Linked DNA regions of Homo sapiens: region 2 is linked to region 1. Evidence: chromatin loops called from intact Hi-C (ENCODE). Cell type or tissue: ascending aorta. All regions are shown on one strand. Each heading gives the region's core, and the rest is flanking DNA. Links, peaks and the distances in the headings are about the cores only. Region 1 overlaps ANKS1B (ankyrin repeat and sterile alpha motif domain containing 1B). Region 2 overlaps ANKS1B (ankyrin repeat and sterile alpha motif domain containing 1B).

Evidence for each region. Hi-C counts contacts between places; a loop is a spot of excess contacts. Peaks named below come from ENCODE experiments on the same cell type or tissue, not always from the same donor. Only the 100,000 strongest peaks of a DNase experiment are listed, where the experiment ranks them.
Region 2: it touches region 1 in a loop (4-fold over the local background); 16 of 110 quality-filtered maps call a loop at or near these places.

What each region holds. Positions count from the first base shown.
Region 1 is chr12:99,762,165-99,771,734 of GRCh38, forward strand. All of the region lies in intron 8 of ANKS1B (ankyrin repeat and sterile alpha motif domain containing 1B), which reads right to left. Among named protein-coding and RNA genes, the nearest start is that of GARIN6, 120 kb to the left of the region's middle. In ascending aorta, for the core only: a CTCF peak has its summit at 5,855 (motif pointing left); no DNase peak of the experiment used is centred there; H3K4me3 peaks cover 446 bases; H3K27ac peaks cover 2,602 bases.
Region 2 is chr12:99,387,364-99,396,933 of GRCh38, forward strand. All of the region lies in intron 12 of ANKS1B (ankyrin repeat and sterile alpha motif domain containing 1B), which reads right to left. Among named protein-coding and RNA genes, the nearest start is that of GARIN6, 260 kb to the right of the region's middle. In ascending aorta, for the core only: a CTCF peak has its summit at 3,433 (motif pointing right); no DNase peak of the experiment used is centred there; H3K27ac peaks cover 1,261 bases.

The DNA of each region.
Region 1 (9,570 bases), core at 862-8,861:
ATATCATTTTTCACACAATTAGAAAAAAACTATTCTAAAATTCACATGGAATCAAAAACAAGCTCGAATAGCCAAAGTAATCCTAAAAGAATGAAGCCAGAGGCATCACATTTCCCAACTTCCAACTATACTATACAGCTACAATAACAAATACTTCATGGTACTGGTACAAAAACAGAAACATAGAACAAAGGAACAGAATAGAGAACTCAGAAATAAAGCCACACAACTACAACCATCTAATCTTCCACAAAAATAAACAATGGGGAAAGGACAAGCTATTCAATAAATAGTGCTGGGATACCTGGCTAGCCATACGCAGAATGAAACTGGACCCTTACCTTTCATCATACACAACAATTAAGAAAAGATAGATTAAAGATTTAGATGTAAGACCTCAAACTCTAAGAATCTTAGAATGAAACCTAGAAAACACCATTCTGGACATAGGTCTGGGCAAAGATTTCATGATAAAGACTTCAAGAGCAATTGCAACAAAAACAAAAATTGACTTAAAACCTTCTGCACAGAAAAAGAAACTATAAACACAGTAAACAGACAACTTACAGAATGGTAGAAAATATTCACAATCCATGCATCTGACAAAGGTCTAATATCCAGAATCTATAAGGAACTTAAAAAGTCAACAAGCAAAAAACAACCCCATTAAAAAATGGGTAAAGGACATGAAAAGAAGATATACATGCAGTTAATAAGTATGTGAAAAAAATCCTCAACATTACTAATCATTAGAGAAGTGCAAATCAAAACCATTGAATGCAATCTCACACCTGTCACAATGACTATTATTAAAAAGTTAAAAAAAAAACAGATGTTGGTGAGGTTGTGTAGAAAAGGGATCGCTTAAACACTATTTGTGGGAATGTCAGTTAATTCAGCTACTATAGAAATAGTTTGGAGACTTCTCAATGAACTTAAAACAGAACTACCATTTGACCCAGCAATCCCATTACTGGGTGTATGACCACAGGAACACAAATCATTCTACCATTAAGACACATCCACGTATGCTCATTGCAGCACTTTTCACAACAGCAAAGACATGGAATCAATCTAGATATCCATCAACGGTGGACTAGATAAAGAAAACGTGGCACATATACACCATGGGATACTATGCAGCCATAAAAAAGAATAAAACTGTGTCCTTTGCAGCAACATGGATGCAGGTGGAGGCCATTATCCTAAGCAAATTAACACAGGAACAGATAACCAAATACCACTTGTTCTTACTCGTAAGTGTGAGTTAAACACTGAATACACATGGAAACACACATGGACACAAAGAGGGGAACTACAGACAATGGGGCTTACTTGCGGGTGTAGCACGGGAGGAGAGTAAGGATCAAAAAGCTACATATTGGGTACTATGCTCATTACCTGGGAGAATAAATCATTTGTACACCAAATCCCAGTGACACACAGTTTACCCATGTAACAAACCTGCATATGTACCTCACTGAACCTAAAATAAAAGCTGGAAAAAAAAAAACAAAATAGCCCCATCTCAATAATACAGAAAGAATAACAAGGATTAATTCAAAAATGTTTATCACATAAATATTTAGGAATTCAAAAATTAATAATGTAATCAGACATATTTCCTATATTCATATACTATATACTTCCTTCGTATATGTTATCAGGAATTAAACATGGTATTTGTAATACAGGATATCCTTCTCATCAGTGAGAGTGATGTACTATTACCTAAGAAAAATATAATTTGACTTAAGATCCTAGCGATATATTGTGAAGTCAATAATATAGTTTACAGGGGTATTTTATTTCATCCTCAAAGAAACTGGCGAGGTATTCATTATTTGAAAAATCACCCAACAGGGGAAGTTCTTCTCAGATCATAAATATTCCATGTTAGAATTTTTCTCATATGCCTACACCGAAATACAGGTTATCAAACAGATGTTTTTATGCCCATGACCTGTTCTATCAATTCAATAAATGTTTGCTAAGCATGTGAGTGAGGAACTATGCTAAGGACAAATACATGCACACACACAGATTAATATTTTCCCTGTCTTCAAGGAGCTTATAGGCAAAGTCAAAAAAGATGATTCATGCATAATTAATACAAAGCAGCATAATGATGCAAATAGTTAGATCTAAATAGAAGGATCAAAAATAGTTTTCAATAAGTAGAGATGGTAGGGATAATATATATAGACAAAACATGAACGTGGACAATAAGAAAGACAGACGTGTTTGAGAGTAATCCATTTTATTTATTTATTTAGAGACAGAGTTTCACTCTTGTCATCCAGGCTGGAGTGCAGTGGAGCTATCTTGGCTCACTGCAACCTCCACCTCCCGGGTTCAAGTGATTCTCCTGCCTCAGCCTCCTGAGTAGCTGGGATGACAGGTGCACACCACCAGGCCCAGCTAGTTTTTGTATTTTTAGTAAAGATGGAGTTTCACCATGTTGGCCAGGCTGGTCTCTAACTCCCGACCTCAGGTGATCCTCCAGTCTCAGCCTCCCAAAGTGCTGAGATTACAGGCATGCACCACCGTGCCTGGCCAAGAATAATCCATTTTACTAAAATATATTTATCTAAGACATTACTAGCAGATAAAGCTGGAAAAATATGATGAAGCTAGAAATGAAGGGTCTTGAATGCCTGAGTTAAACGTTTCTATTTAACATTTGCAGTGAGGACCAGGGCTAGTTTTGAGTAGGAAAATGACATGACCAGAATGGCACTTAAGGCATACTGACTTGGCAGCATTGCTCAGAATAAATATGAGCAGATGAAGAGGAGAGACTAGAAGTGGGTGGACAGGGTAGGAGGCTCTTGAAATAACTCAGGTGAGGGGAAATGATGGTCTGAACCCACAAACTGGCAGGAATGATGAAAAGGTGAGAGGTCAATCTGGAAGACAGTAATGAAAGACAGAATGATCTACTTGTAAGACATTGGACATACATTCAGATCCAAGATTTACCTTTTGGGCAACTGACTTTACTCCTGATTCCCACGTTGAGGATAATAAAACCTACCTCATGGGATTGTTGTCAGGAATAAAGGAGATAATGATTTTTAACATGTTTACACAATGCCTAGCATGTAGTGAAAATTTAGTACTTAATAAATGCTAGCTTCTAGTGTTACAATTATTTTGAGATATTATAGTTTGGTCACTGTTTACTGATTTTTTTAGTAGCTACATCTCACTGCTGGTTCACGTAGCAGTTGTAGTCATCTATATACCCTAAAACTTTTGTGTGAACTACTCTCTGACATTAAATCTCCCCCACCTTGTATTTATACCATTGATTTTTAAGGAATCTAAATATAAGATTTTATACTAACTCCCACTGAATTCTATGTTTTTACCTTGAGCCAAGATTTCAGCCTATTGAGATAATTTTTCATATAAGTTCAATTATTTGTCATATTTGCTATTCCTCCCTAACTTCTACAAAGCTGATTAGAATACATATGGCTTTTTCCAAGTAAAATATTGACTCAGACCAATCCAAGAACAAAATATTTCACTTTCACTAGAGAAATCCCCTCTACGTTGACATTTTGTGACTATTTAGAACGTCTGGACAAAATTGGACAAAGTCTGTGAAACATAAAAATCAAGATCTCTTCAGCAACATAAAAGAGAACAAAATAGCTCTTTTCTATGGCTGACAGAAAGCCAGAGTAAAATTTTTTTAACCGATGCAGAAACTAAGGCTTGGAAATATCAAGCAACTTCCAAAGGTCACCCTGCTAGTAAATTGCAGAACAGAGTTGTACAACCAAATCTGTAGGACTCACAATCTCATGCTCTTAACTGCTAGACTAAGTTATCTCCCTAAGAAAGATGGTTGAGATTCCCATCATGATTGCTGGGAAAAACCTCCACTTTGGTCTCTGGAATTCATCTCCAAATAATTAAATGCATTTTGCAATGATAATGGTTCATTTGCAAGAACATATACACTTTTATATGCAGTCTTTGCCTTTTTATGCATTTATTCAGTCAATGAACTTTCACTGAGAGACCACTACATTCAAGGCACCGTGTGAGGCAGGATGTGACTACAGAGATCAATCTAATAATGAACCTACTGTCAAAGGGGTATATAAGAAGTAATGCAAAACATATACACCTACAAGGCAAGGCAGAAAGAGATGTATCAAGAATGGTAAAAAGCAAGTGTGCTAGAAGTTCAGAAAAATGACTCTTTTATTCTACTAGCCATTTTCTCAAGGACTTCCTAGATTCCCTAAGGTTACAAAAAGTTCTTCCTGAGGTGAGGGTAGGAACAAAAACTTACCCTTCTGATTCTGGATTTTTCCATTAATGTACCTACAGTACATACGTGTGGTTAATGGTATTGTTTTCAATATATAAATGCAGGTCAACATGATCCTAGTTCTACATTCCCTAATTCTTGCAAAACCTGTTAGGAGATTTCCAACCTTAGTTGAATCACCTTGAGTCACCACATCCAAAAGGTCTGTTCAACTACATAAGAAATAGATTGTTCAGGTTAGAATGTTCTTTTGAACATTGTATACCACTGCTTAAGATTTAGCACCACTATAAAAAATTATACATGCTAAAGAATCAGTTATGTTCCTATAATAAGCCTCTATTTACATTTCAAAAAATTTGCCTCCCAAGATTCTCTAAATCTGATGGAAATTGGGTAAGATAGCCACGAAGCTCTCTCCAAATTCTGAAATTGATGCATTCCTGATAATAAGCTCTAGAAATTGGGTTAGAATGTGTTTGAAGGTAAACTTTGTTTCAGAAACACCATTTGGTTTTTAGGCAATCTAATCTGACTCTACTGATCTTTAAAACTTGATGAATTTTAGAACTAAATTAAGTATATTTTCCAAAAGTAGGGACCTCACTCCCAGAGAGTATTCTCAAGAATAGCTTGGCATTAAAAAAAACTGAAAATCCTTCAAGGTAAATCTTGAAATCTTAAAATACTAAAATAAAATACCTCACACTTCAGAAGGCTGACATGTAATTAAATATTTTGCATTGGAAAAGAAAGTAAAATAACAGAAAAGAGGCATAGTTGCTGAACAAAATTGCACAAAACCTGCCAATGCAACCCCTTTCAAACCAAAAGCTTTAGATGCTGCTTGTGTCAAGAGAAAAAAATACATAACACGTTTCATCCCTTAAGCTTCTTATTTACTTCTTAAAGACATACGCTGATGAGGTAATGTTCTATTACAAATGTTTAAAAAAAAAACAAAAAAACTTTTCCTGGTACCTGGATTCTGAAATCTGCTCTAATGATCTTTATCATCAAATTTCTCTATGGCATGCTGTGTTCACATTTAAGAATTGTATAGATTGTTTATACACATGGAGGAAAAAACATGAATATAAGGCTTGGGAAAACATAAAGAGAATAGAAAATTTTTTCAGATGATTTCACATTCTTTCGAAAACCTAAATTTCATGAGTTGGTAAAGAATGTTAGGATATTTATATTTCTTCAAAATTTACATTCTAGATTATATAATGTCCTAATTCAACTTAGAAAATGGTTTCAGATGCATATTATAAGAGTATATAAAACAGACTGACTTTTGAATTAAAATGTATGCAAGACAAAATGCAATTTTAACTTGAGCTAGCCTTTATATTACATGCAAAACCTCCAATTGAATACATTCAATCATAATAAGAATTTAATTTTTAACTTATATTAGTAAAAGTGTTCAAACTACCATATTATAGCTAATATTTTAATAGAAACAAAAATCTCCGATTCAAAAATAAAAGTTCTTACATAAGATGGCTGGTTTTGTATTTGAAATTACTGAATCAGAGTGCCCTCTATTGGAAGAAAAGAGACAACAAAAGCTAAACTGAACTAAGAATATAGGTAAAATACTTCCAAAACTCAAGCCACATCATTAATATGTAAAACACATTAATTAAAAATATGGATGCTACAAAACATATTTCCTTACATTTTTATTTCTCCAAAATAACTTTTGGAATTACTTGTCATATCACAATCAGCAAGTTGGATGTTTCATATCCTATGAAATTAAATTTTAACTGAACCCAAATGCTCATCATTTAACCAGTAATATAAATAACAGACATACAGAAATGTTTTCCACATTTAATAGTCCAATATAACATAGAAATGTTATAATTGAGGACTGTGGTTTGACTGCAGTTTGGATTTTCCTTGATGATAAACTGAAAGCCTCCTTGCTATGAACCTCATGTCGGTGTCCCCGCCAAGTTTATATGTTGAAATCCTAAACCCCAATGTGATGGTATTAAGGAGGGGGTGTTGGGAGGTCATCAGATGATAACCCCTTATGATGTGCTAGTGTTCATATAAGAAAACATCAGGAGGGCTGGGCGCAGTGGCTCACACCTGTAATCCCAGCACTTTGGGAAGCCGAGGCAGGCAGATCACAAGGTCGGGAGATCGAGACCATCGTGGCCAACATGGTGAAACCCCGTGTCTACTAAAATACAAAAAATTAGCCAGGTGTGGTGGCACGTGCCTGTAGTCCCAGCTACTCAGGAGGCTGAGGCAGGGGAATCGCTTGAACCCCGGAGGCGGAGGTTGCAGTGAGCCGAGATTGTACCACTGCACTCCAGCCTGCGACAGAGCACGACTCCGTCTCAGAAAAAAAAAAAAAAAAAAAAAAACACATCAGGAGAACCTGCTTTTTTCCCCTCTGTTCTTTGCCACATGAAGATACAACCAGAAGACAGCCCTCTGCAAACCAGGAAGCAGGCCTTCACCAGCTACCAGCTCTGCTGGTACCTTCATCTTGGGCTTCTCGGACTCCAGAACTGTGAGAAATAAATGCTTTTTTTTTTTTCCAAGCCACCCAATCTACGCTAATTTGTTATAGCACAGATAATCCCTAATTCAAGAGACTTTTAGAAGCTCTTACACTGGGGAATTGCAGAAGTAGGCTGGACATTAAGATTTACGAGATTTGTTCCATCTCAAAAAATTCTAGTTTTGTGGTGTTTTCAAGACCTCAGTTCTGACTCATCATCTCAGACCTGAATTACCTCAGAAAGATCTTGGCTGATTTTTGGCTCCCTAGACCAGTAGTATGGATGTTAGACCTGAGAAGCTTTTCCAAGAGCAATGCTCAGAGCTACCCAAAATTATTTTGATTTAGTTGGTCTGGACTGGTATCTGAGGGCATCAGTATTTATTTTTTAGAGCCTCTCTAGGTAAATCTAATATACAACTATGGCTGAGAACCATTGTTTGAGCCTCTCCCCAGATCAAGCAACATACAACTACCACTTTTATTTTCCAAAAATGTCACTTTCAGGAGAACTCTCCTACACAAGAATTTATTCTCAGGATCAATTTTAAACTTCTGGCTAGCCTCCCAATCTACTTAGCTGCCTTTGTTCTCTGACAATAGAGTTGAGTGGCAAGGGGTTATGGCTCCAGCTCCAGAATGTCTGTGTTCTTGGCTCTGTAATTACCGCATGAAACTGGGAAAGTCATAAAAGCTCCCTGTATGGAGAAATAATACTATCCTTTTCAAAGGGTTATTGTGAGGATTAAATCAGTTAATACAAGTAAAGTGTTCCATAAATTGAGGTATTATCATTACTTACCCAACTTTATTTCCTACTACTTTCCAAAACAAACTCTCATCATAAATCATTCTCAAATTATGCACTAATTCTCATCTCTGTGCTTTTGCACTTACTGTTTCTTCAGGCTGGAATCCTTTCTCAATCATTTGTCCCAACAAAAGTGAAAAGCACAGCTCCCCTTTCACCAGGACACAGCTTAGTCTCTCCCTACCTCCACAAAGACTTCAATGAGTATCTGTAAATATTCACTGGTCTCTCCCTTTTAAAAATTCCTTTGGCCACAAGGTAGCATACTATGAGAAATGTGGCTGAGAATTAAAAACACTGGCTCAGAGTTTGAATCCTCACTCTGCCACTTGGCAGCTAAGTCATTTTCTAAATCCATATTGTTAGGATTACTTAATAAGCGACTTAAATCACGTAAAGCATTAGAGTAGCAAATAGCAAAAACTGAGTAAGTGTCAGTTCTTATTTATTCAGTGTTTTATATGTTAGCCTTCAGTTATAGTCTACACACTGTGACTGAAGTCTCCTTAGGATAGGTGTTTTGAAACACTTGAAATCAAGAACCATATCTATTATAAATCCCACAACTCAAAACATGGTAAGAACCATCTGTATTAGGTGACCTATATTAGGTGACCTGTACTTGACTAAACTTTTTGCAACATGTAAGAGTATAATTGAAGCAATATTCTGGAAAAAAAACTTTTTTGATGAATAGAAACAAATATTCAACAAAACATGGAATGAATTCAAATAAAACAGGCTACAGAAAAGGGTCAAAGTAATTTGATTACTTTTTAAACATTCGCTAACAGGTTTCTATCAGATTCATCTTCTGAAAGGTCAGTTCCAATGATGTCTTTTATCTGCCCAAAATCCTTTAGATTTTTCTCATTTCTTAAAAAAAAAACCAAAATTCTTAGCCTGACATTCATAATTATCCATGACCTGACCTCAAACTACACTTCTACTCTCTCATCTTTCCCCTTTGTAAACTCTATTCTTCCAAATAAACAGAATTATTTGCTCTTACTCATATATACCATCTGCTTTTCTCCCTCCACATAATCTTTAATATTTTATAGGGAAATATTTTCAAAGAACACTATTGTAAAGGTTTGTCACAGGAACGAAGAGTGGTGTTAGAAAAGCATGAGTTCAGATTTCAAAACCTTAACGCTCAATTTATGAGCATTAATTTCTTTCTTGCCACTATCACAATACAGTCTTTGGCTTACAAAAAAAATTGAACATCTTTTCCCCAAACTATTATCACTCTCTCAAAGTCAAAAGCCTTTGCCGTAACTTCCTGAAAGATAGAAGCTTGAATCATGGTCTCCAAGCAGCACATACAGACCCCAGGGCATATAAGATATTCATTGGGTAAACGAAAAATAATTAGAGCTTCTGTTTTACACTTATTCTCTACCTTCCTCAATTTGAATTTCTTTTGTTGTGTATGTCTCATAATTTACATCAAATATTACTAGAAATGCAGTCTATATATATATAATTTACAAATAATCAGGGATATTTGCTCAAAATTTGTTTACTAATGGTACGTACAACAAAAAAGTTTGGAAACCCTGGTCTAAAAAATTAGGGCTTTCAGAATATCTGTGGTTTTACAAGTAGAAGGCCAGAAGCTGCCAGTTTACATAAATCTTTGAGGATGGATCTAAAAATATAAACACTATGTGTTGTTTATATAGCACAAATATGTTTTAAGTTCTAACTAACTTTCAAGGAAATATTAAAATGTAACTGATTGGTAACCTGGAGACAGCATACACCTATTTCAGATTTTTTAACAGAGGATTTTGTCCCAACATTAAAGTTACTATTATAAATTATTTCATTAATATAAAAATTTCATTTGGTAAAACTTACAGGTATTTACTTCAGTACATATACAACTGTTCATAGTTATTCATAAAGAATTTTTATTGGGGCCAA
Region 2 (9,570 bases), core at 1-8,000, 380 kb before region 1:
TCCCAGCACTTTGGGAGGCCGAGGTGGGTGGATCACAAGGTCAGGAGATGGAGACCATCCTGGCCAACATGGTGAAAGCCCATCTTTACTAAAATACAAAAAATTAGCCAAGTGTGGTGGTGCGTGCCTGTAGTCCCAGCTACTCGGGAGGCTGAGGCAGGGTTGTTGCTTGAACCCCGGAGGCGGAGATTGCGGCCACTCCGGCCTGGGCGACAGAGTGAGACTCTGTCTCAAAAAAAAAAGAAGAAGAAGAAGAAGAAGCCCAAGGGAGCTCCTTTGCCCTGTCCACTGTGTGAGAACACAGAGAAAATGCTCCGTCTATGAACCAGAAAGTGGGCTCTCACCAGAACCAAATCTGCTGGTGCCTCGGTGTGGCCTCCCCAGCTTCTGGAACTCAGGAAAGTTAATTTCTGTGGTTTGTAAGTTACCCAGTTTACGGTATTTTGTTATAACAGCCCGAATGAACTAAAAGAGTTGTCTTTAGCCACAGTTCATGTAAGAATTGTAATTTACCAAGTAGATTAGATGCCAAGGCATTCCAAGATGATGAAAAAGTACTTAAAACAAGGAGCCATGAACTCTAAGAACAACATACTTAGAAGTCCATGATATATTTGGATAGAGGTGAACAGGAAGTTATATCCAAATTATCAAGGACTGTGTTGAGCATGCTAAGACATTTGGATATTCTTATATAAAAGTTATTAAGCAGGGACAAAGCATAAGATGTTCTTAAACAGCGGAATGGCATGATCAGATATCCTTTTTAAAAAAATAAAAATAAAAAAAGAACTCTGTTAGCTTTAAGAGACTGTCAAGTCCTGGAGGTGGGAAGCCTAAATGAGAGACATCAATAGTTTATTTAGGTCTGGATGATCCCTAATATAGTCTCCCACCCTCTGTCTTATGTCTTAAGATTTCATTATCAGAGCTTTAGCTTTATAATTTAGTACCTATTAAAGTAAAAATTGGTATTTTGGGAATGATAGGATAGAAAATTGCATAAGTGGTTAAGTTGAGCTTGGGGATGTGGGGCAAAGGTGACAGTTTTAAAATCCTTCCCTCTTTATTGTGTAATCTCAAAAAGATCAAGGGACTGGTATTGATGGGAGAGGCACCTTGAGGCCAGAGCAGATGGAGAGAGGGACAGACACTCTCTTTCCAAAATCAGAGGAGCATGGGATATGTTTGTTTTCTGCCTCTCCATAATATGGCACAACGAACTTAGTGGCTTACAAGAGCATGCATTTATTATCTCACAGTTTACAAGAGTCAGGAGTCTGGGTGGCTTAACTGGGCCCTCTGCTCAGGGTCTCATTTAGATATTGGCCAGGGCTCCAGCTCTCATCTGAGGGCCAGGGTCCTTTTCTAAGCTCACAGACTGTTGGCCCAATTTGCTTCCTTGCAGCTGCAGAGCTCATGTGGTTTATTCTCCAAAGCTAGCAACAAAGAGAGAGAAATTCAGCTGCATCAAGTTGCTAACTTCTATGCCCGAAATTTAAGGAATCAGCTTATTATCAGTTCATCTCTCTTTTGATTAACTTAAAACCAGTGATTGGAGACCTTAATTACATCTGCACAATCCATTCACCTTTGCCCTAAAACATCTGGGAGTTATATCCTATCACCTTTGCCATTGGCTAGTAGCAAGTTATGGGCCTCACACACACTCAAAAGAAGGACCTCACACAAAGGCCTGGAGACAGGGAGCAGGATCACAGCCTTCTTAGAATCCTGCCAATGACAGATTTGAAGAGTTGAGGTCACTAGAGTCTAGGAGAGGCAAGGAACAATCAGTCTATCCAGTAGGTAGAAGTAACTGGGGAGAATGTCTGGAACAAGTTCTGTTACAGGCTGGCTCACTGTGGCATGACACCTAAAAGTGAAGCCTGCGTTTGAAGGGCCTGGCCCCAGGTAAACACATGAGGCACCCACCCAACATAGACAAGTGCAGAGAGCAAGAGGGGAAGATGTTCTCCCCAAAGAAGACTGTACAGATAGAAGATCTGAATAGAGAAAAAGGACTTGTAGTTTGAAAACTGTTTTCAACTAGGGGGAAGGAGGGGATTTTCTCCATAGCACCAACCTGGGAATACCAAAAGACTCTTTTCCTCCTTTTGTTTTAATTTTTCAATTACCGTAAGCTTTTCTCTCACAGCTTTATTTTTAACTTTAATGATCACACATATATCACACAAATATAACTAATACGCAGGGAGATTTTTCAAGAGATATAAACATCCTGGTTGAGAAAGTCAGGAGAGAAAAACTACTAAGTAAACTAAAAATGACAAGATAATTAGAGAGAAGATATATACAGCAATAAATTTGAATTTCAAAGAAAATTTCAGGTAACAAATCTGTTATATTTTCACGTGCATTAATAGAAGTTAAAGCAAGAGAAAATTGAGTTAATAAAAAATTGATTTAAAAAAAAACAGATTTTCAACACAAAATCTCTCTGAAACTACTGCGCCCTTGCCTCTGCTGTAATTTTGGAAGGATTAGCGCTTGTAGGACTCTGGCTGTCCCCAGCAGTGACACACCTTCCCACCCCAGGATACATAAAACTGGGGCACAGAGCAGATGGAATTTTCAGCTCTGCTCATCAGCAGGTTGACCTGCTTGTTCCAAGCAATTTTGTGAATTTAAGACTCTGGTGCCTGGCTGGACTCATAGCACCCGGGTGCTCTGCAATTTGTACAGAATTCTAAAATTTCAGGCTCTGCTTGTTGCCTAGATCTTTAGTAATAACAGCAATAAAAAAGTAATAATACCCACATGTATTAAGCATTTATGAAGCTACATTAATTAAGCATATGTTGTGTTTATGTAGTTTGCAGTTAATGGCACTGGCTTAATGTAATAGGGATAGTATTTTTTAAAGAAGAACTTGATATATTTCCATCTTCAAATTGTGTTTCACTGGAAACTGCTCCTCTTCCAGGGCTGGACAGGGTACCTAATGCCCTCACGGAAGAAAAGGTGGGTTAGCAAGTCAATAGACTTAAAAATCAGAGTCCTGCTTTAGACCAATCAGAATGACGTATGAAGATCTATTGTATAGACAAATGAGAAGCCCATCCCAGAAGAGAAAGGACATACCAGCTTCTGGAGAATTTCAAAACGGAAAAGGCTGAATGAGATGGGGAGGATAGGGAAATAGTTCTACATTTGTGTCTGGAACTTTCCTTTCTGGGCACTGGCCTCGAGAGAATGTAGCATAATAAATAGGTATTGGGCAAACATAAGAAAAGAGAGCTCTGGGTTCCCAATCCCATCTAGATTCTGGGCAGGGCCACATCCCATTAAACTTGATAGTTCCCTGTGGTAAGGACTAGCAAGATTTTGGGGATAAATCTTTCTGAGTCCCACTGATATTCCTAAATTACGAATGAGACCCAGAGGTACCTGGAGCCTCCAGAAGGGGGCCTCAGCAGGCAGCTGGTCTGAAAGCCAACTGGACTGCCCTGGGGCCAGCTTGGCAAGGGGAGAGGTGACCGCTGCAGAGGCTAGGAAAGACAGATGGCCGACCTGGCAGAGACTCAGAGGGACCACTTTGCCAGTGCGAGGCGAGCTGAGGTGACCAGCCAGAAAGAGCTCCAGGCTCTGGCCAGAATGGTCTTGACCTAAATATGCCACCTGCAGGCCACAGGTATACTGGAAGGGATGCCCACTCCCTATTATCCCTTTTCCTGTGTGTCTCTCCGGCCCCATGTACCAGCCATTCATTCGTTAGGAGTTTGAACAAAAAGCTAATTCAAACTTTCTCCATCCTCCTCAAATATCTCATCTTTGCCCTCTTTTGTTACTCTCCAAAGACAGCCTTGCTCTTGGTTCACAGAGAAAATAAGAGCCACCGGACAGTAAAATGCAAATCAGATCATCTCTCTTCGTTTAAAACACCTATCAATGACTTCTCATTGCTCTTAGGATAAATACCAAAATCCTGAAGGTAGCTACAAGGGTTTGATTGGGCTTTTACTCGCTTTGCAGCTTCAACTGCTGTCATTTCTCTCCTTTCTCTCTGACCTGCAGTTTCATGTTAATTTCTACCACAGGGATTTTTTTAAATATGCTATTCCTTCTTTAAAGAATAATCTTCCTTCCCCACCTTGGCCTACTTAATTCTTCTTTGTCTTTCAGAGCCCCACTCATTGTTGGCATGAGATCAGTCACCCCCTTGAGATACTCTCACAGCACTTTCTCATGGCACACCCTGAGTAAACATATTTATTTAATATTGCTTAGGTAAGCCAATAGTATTATATCAACTAATTTCATTTGGAGTAGCAAGTCCCATGCACTAGCTAACTAACATCACCCCATTATCTAACTATATATTTTCATAATTTTAAGTGCTGAAAAGCAATCAACTTTTCTTCATCAAGCATCTCGTAACCTGTACCTTGCCTTCTACCTGATGTGCAATTTGTCACAAAGGCACTGGGTGAAAGTCATCATGTGACACCACAGGAAAACAGGAAAAAGTACAGGAGACACATTTCATGATTTATCAAGAAGTGACAAGAATATAATTTACCATTACATCTATATGCAGCATTTGATATAAAAATACTTGCCTCTAGGGTACCTAAAATCCTGGTCTATTGAAAGTACTGAACTTACCAACCAATAACTCAGCTAATATATTTAATGTATATATTTTTAGGAAAACAGGTCCCAAAGATGTAATCTCGCATCATCCTCTCTAACCCTTTACTTTCTCCATATCAGCTTGCCCCGAATCTTAGCTTGGAGTTGAGAGGTCATCTCAGCAGCCTGTTCCTGGCCTTCCTGTCGGCTGGAGGCCAAAGCCTCCCTCAGCTGCCTGTGTCCAGTGGCTGCTGTAATAATGATGTCTCAGCTTCAGGAGGTCTATTTCCAGGCCATGTGAGCTAATTAAAACACAGGCCTTCATTTGCCTTTCTGGCAATCCCTGATCAGTGTGAGAGGCCTATGCCACCCTCTCCATTCTAATTTTAGTTCTCCTCTAGTGTTTTCTCTCCTTTGCAGAAAAGCGTCCTATGCTGCTAAGCACTTACAGGCTTTTGTTTTTGTTATTTCTCCCACTTGGAAAGAAGCACTTTTCCACTTTACTCCTTTTGGGTTTTCTCCTCCCATCAGTTTTCTCCTGCAGGAGGTGATGGTTTGAAACTACTAGCAAAACTGAAGATAATTAGTTACCCAAGGTAGTTGACTTGCTTAGCAGGTGCCCTTGAGAAAGTGCTAATGCACAAAATTCTTCATGTGGAAACAACTTTTTGGACACAGCTTTCTATAAAGATAGAGAACACCTGTTATCACTGGCGATGCTCAGCTTCTTTTCCCCCAGCAATTCACAACACAACTATCCAGAGTTCAGAACTCATAAATTCACTCACAATAGGCTGAGATGCTATTTTTCGGTCTTTTAAAACGGATACTCTTTACTTCTGATAAGCATAAAATTATCACATGGCTTCCTCCCACCCTACCCTCCCTCACTGAAAAAAAATCATTATCTCAACTATCTACTCTACATATCTACTTGAATATCCAACAGATTTTCAAATTAAAATGTTCAAAACTGAGATTTCCCCATCTCCACTAATATCAGCTCCATCTTTCCAAAGGTCAAAACACCAAATATCTTTGAATTACAACTTTGGTCCCTTTTATTTTCTTATATCCTACCTCCAATTCATCCAAATATATATGTAGATAGATTGATAGATCAATCGATAGACAGATGATAGATAGATAGATAGATAGATAGATAGATAGACAGATAGATCTACCTTTAACATAGATCCAGAATTCTACCACTCCTCACCACCTCTATTTAAAAAAAACTGTTACCCGAGGAAAGAAGAACACACTGGCAACCATTAAGGGGACCCAAGAGATTGAAATATCTTAGCAGATGGGTTCTCAGGTCATTCAAAGGTTTCACATGAGAATGAGACACATAGTGGCCATGTGCAGAGAGAGCCCCTTAGGGAAGTGGCCTTGAATGAAACACCTCTCTTAGGGAGACTTTGGCAGCCAGGGAATGACATGAGGAGCCTTGGCACCTCAAGGAAGAGTGGGACAAAGTATAGAAGAAGTGAACTCAGATAAAGGTGATCTATATTACAATGTGTTAAACAAATGGAAAGATTAAATATTATGAACGCAGTGAATGTTATGTCTTTAGAAGTATCAAACATTTCTTCCAGGAAATTGTTGTACTGATTTAATTGCAGTATTTAAGAATATGTTGATGGAGGAGAGGCTAACTCAGCTGCTCAGTCCCATGGTCTTAAGACAATTGCTGATAATTATAATCATTCCTAGTTCCTTGTGCATCCCATTCTTTGAATCCAACAATTATTCCAACCCTCTTCTTTAATACCTTGACTCCAGCAATACTTTGACCCCACTGGAATCTCCAGTCCTAAGATCTTATTGATTTTTCAGTGTTAATTATCTCCTTGTTCTCTTTCACTTCCCTCTTCATCTTGAAGTCTATGGTTAAATATTACACTCCCTTGCATTTATATTTCCTTGCTCTTCAATCACTTCAATATACCAATTTAGCAAAACCACAACCTATGTAAAATTCAACTCTCCAAATACTCTGCACCTGCATCCTCCAGCTGACATAGGCTGGAGAAAAACACAGAACCACATTGGATAGTCTAATTCTAAATGCATGAACACAGACTTTAAATAGGCCTTTAATGCTGCCAGGTGATCACATCATATACCTCCTTTGTCCACTCACTGTTTCTTCTAAACAACTATTTCACACTGTTCTCTCTTTCCTCAAACTCTACATTTCCTTCTCTGTCTTTGGTTTCAATTGAAGCTGCTGCTCTCTACTTTGTAGAAAAACTGAAAACTATCAGAACAGATCTTCCCCAGATTCCCACCACATGGATCTCCTGCCAGTATTTGCACCCACAACCAAAACATCTGTTCATGCTCCTGTCCAAAACCAGTCTCTCCACTTGGTTAATAATAGAATTCATCATCCCCTCTTTCTCCTCCATCGTAACTTAAAAATTCCCCTGTGAAGAAATTCCTTCAAGGGTAGTCTATCATTACTCTAAGTCCTCTCCTCCCTTTCTCCCTTAAAACCACCACATGAGGCTCTATCATTTCCAACCAAATTGCTCTTGTCAAGGTCAGCAGTGACCCCCCCACCCCCAATATTGTTAAATCCATGAACCTATTCTAACTTAGTCCTCATCCTACTTAACTTATCAGCTATATTTGACAGAGTTGATCCCTCTTTCCTTCTTAATAACTTTCTTCACCTGACTTCAGAACAAGACACTCACCAAAAGATTTCCTTCTATCTCACAGGTTGCTCCTTATCAGCTTCCCTTGCTGGTGCTGCCTTTCATTCCATCCTTCCTCAAGCTCAGTTATTGGTCTTCTTCCTCTACACACGCTGCATATCATCTGTATAATGACGACGTTCACATCTATACCTGCAGACTGGACCTTCTGCTGCCTACTTGACACATCTATTCAGATATTCAGTAGGCATCTCAAAATTAACTCCTGGTATTTCTCACTGTTTACCAAACCTTCTCTTCCCCAAATCTCTTGTGTGTCAAACGATAGGAAATTCATTCTTACAGTTGTTAAGGAGAAAGGTCTTGGAGTCATCCTTAATTCTTCTCATTTTCTCATATACCATGTCCACTCCACCATGAAATTCCATTGGATCTGCCTTAAAAATATGTCCAACATCTCTCCATTTCTCTCTAACTCTGCTGATTCACCTGTGATCTTAGCTGCTTTCCCTCTCTTACTGCAATGCTACAATTGCCTTCTAACTGGCTTTCCTGCATCCACCCTTGTTCCCTCTCCCCATCCATGATCGACATTATAGCCAGATTAATCCTCATAAAATAGAAGTTAGATCATGTGACTTTTCTTCTGAAAGAACTGAATAGGCTCTAAGAAAAATCACTCTGGGTTAAAGCCAAAGTCCTGAAATGGCTTATTAGGGCCTTACATAATCTATCCCTCACCCTCTCTTCTTACCTACAAATATTCTACATTTCAAGGAAGAGCATCCACCTTTCACTCATCAGCTTAAGCTAGAAACTTTAGAGCCCTCCTTGAAATATTTCCCCTCATCTTTGCACATCCAATTACCATGACCTGTTAATTACTCTTTCCTTGTATCTCTTAAACCAATTTACATTTTCCCTTTGCTATGAAACTATTTCTCCCCTTCTCCAATGTCATTTCATCTCAAATCTACTACATATTAATACTAGAGTGAACTTTCTAGTTAAATGTGAACCTATTTATATCATTCCCCAGACTGTATAACACCAAAGCTTTTTAATTCTAACAACCTTTTTTGATGATTCACAAGTTGAAGCTTTAATCACAATTCAAGCTACTTTTTAAATGGCCCTCTGTTATAATAAATTCATTGGTTCACTTAAAAGTGTTTTGCAGCATACGATTTATTTTTGAAGATGTATTAGTCTTTGTTCTGTTAAATGCCATTTTGGTCAAGATTAATTTTTTGTGTATGCAATCATTTATAAAATGAAATGTAGATTAATCAGTAAATTTAAATTATACTTCTAAGTCAAGAAAAGGTCAGCTATCTCGGCATAAGCTTGGTCAGCTACCTTGGCATACCTTGTACAGACTTACAACAGGCCCCCCTATCTTAAAGCTACTACAGATTTCAAATAATAGTATTAAAAACAAAAATAATATTAAGCAATAACTGTGATAATATTAAAGAATAATATTAGTTGCCAAGGTTTACAAAATGTATTAACATAAACTCATTTATTACTACAAATACCTAAAGAGTAGATATTATTTCCACTTTCAGAGGAGCAAATTAAATGTCAGAAAAGTTAAAGGTTTTGATGGAAAATATCTAGCAAATCAGTGATGGAACTGACTCTTCAACTCATTCTCTTTATATACCCAGTGGCAATGTCTGTAAAGCATAACAAATTAAATATGTGTAAGCTAATAAAATGCTACTTTTGCAAGTACAAATGCCTTCCTTACAAGTTTTCCTTTTTAATGTAAAGCAAAGCAAATTGTGCTTTCACATTATTACTAAATATCAGTCTATCCTAAAATTGTTTATGTAATGTGGAGGTGATATATTATCTTAGAAAACCACTGTAACATGGTATTGGAAACCATTTCAACTGTTAAAAGGTTAGATTTCAGTTCTGTTTAAAGGTCAGACCTGAAAATATCCTGATGATTACAATTTCTCCACACATTTTGGATGATGCCACTGAACTCCTGGCAGCAGCAAAATGTGTTTGTTCTGATCCTCTGCTTCTGGTGGTCAGTTTCAGAGTGGAGAAAAGGCGCCAGGGCTTTGGGACTAGACCTAAATTTCTATTGCTTTTAATTAAAATAATAAAGGGGAAAAGGTAATATTCCTATCCAACTGAGACAGAAAAATTTGTTGAAAACCGATTCTTACCTGTTGAAAAATATTCAGAAAATCGATCATCCCCAAAACAATGTACTAACTAAAACAAAACCAAGAAAGGCATTCTGAAAGGCAAGTATCAAAGCATCTGTCATTGCCCCATT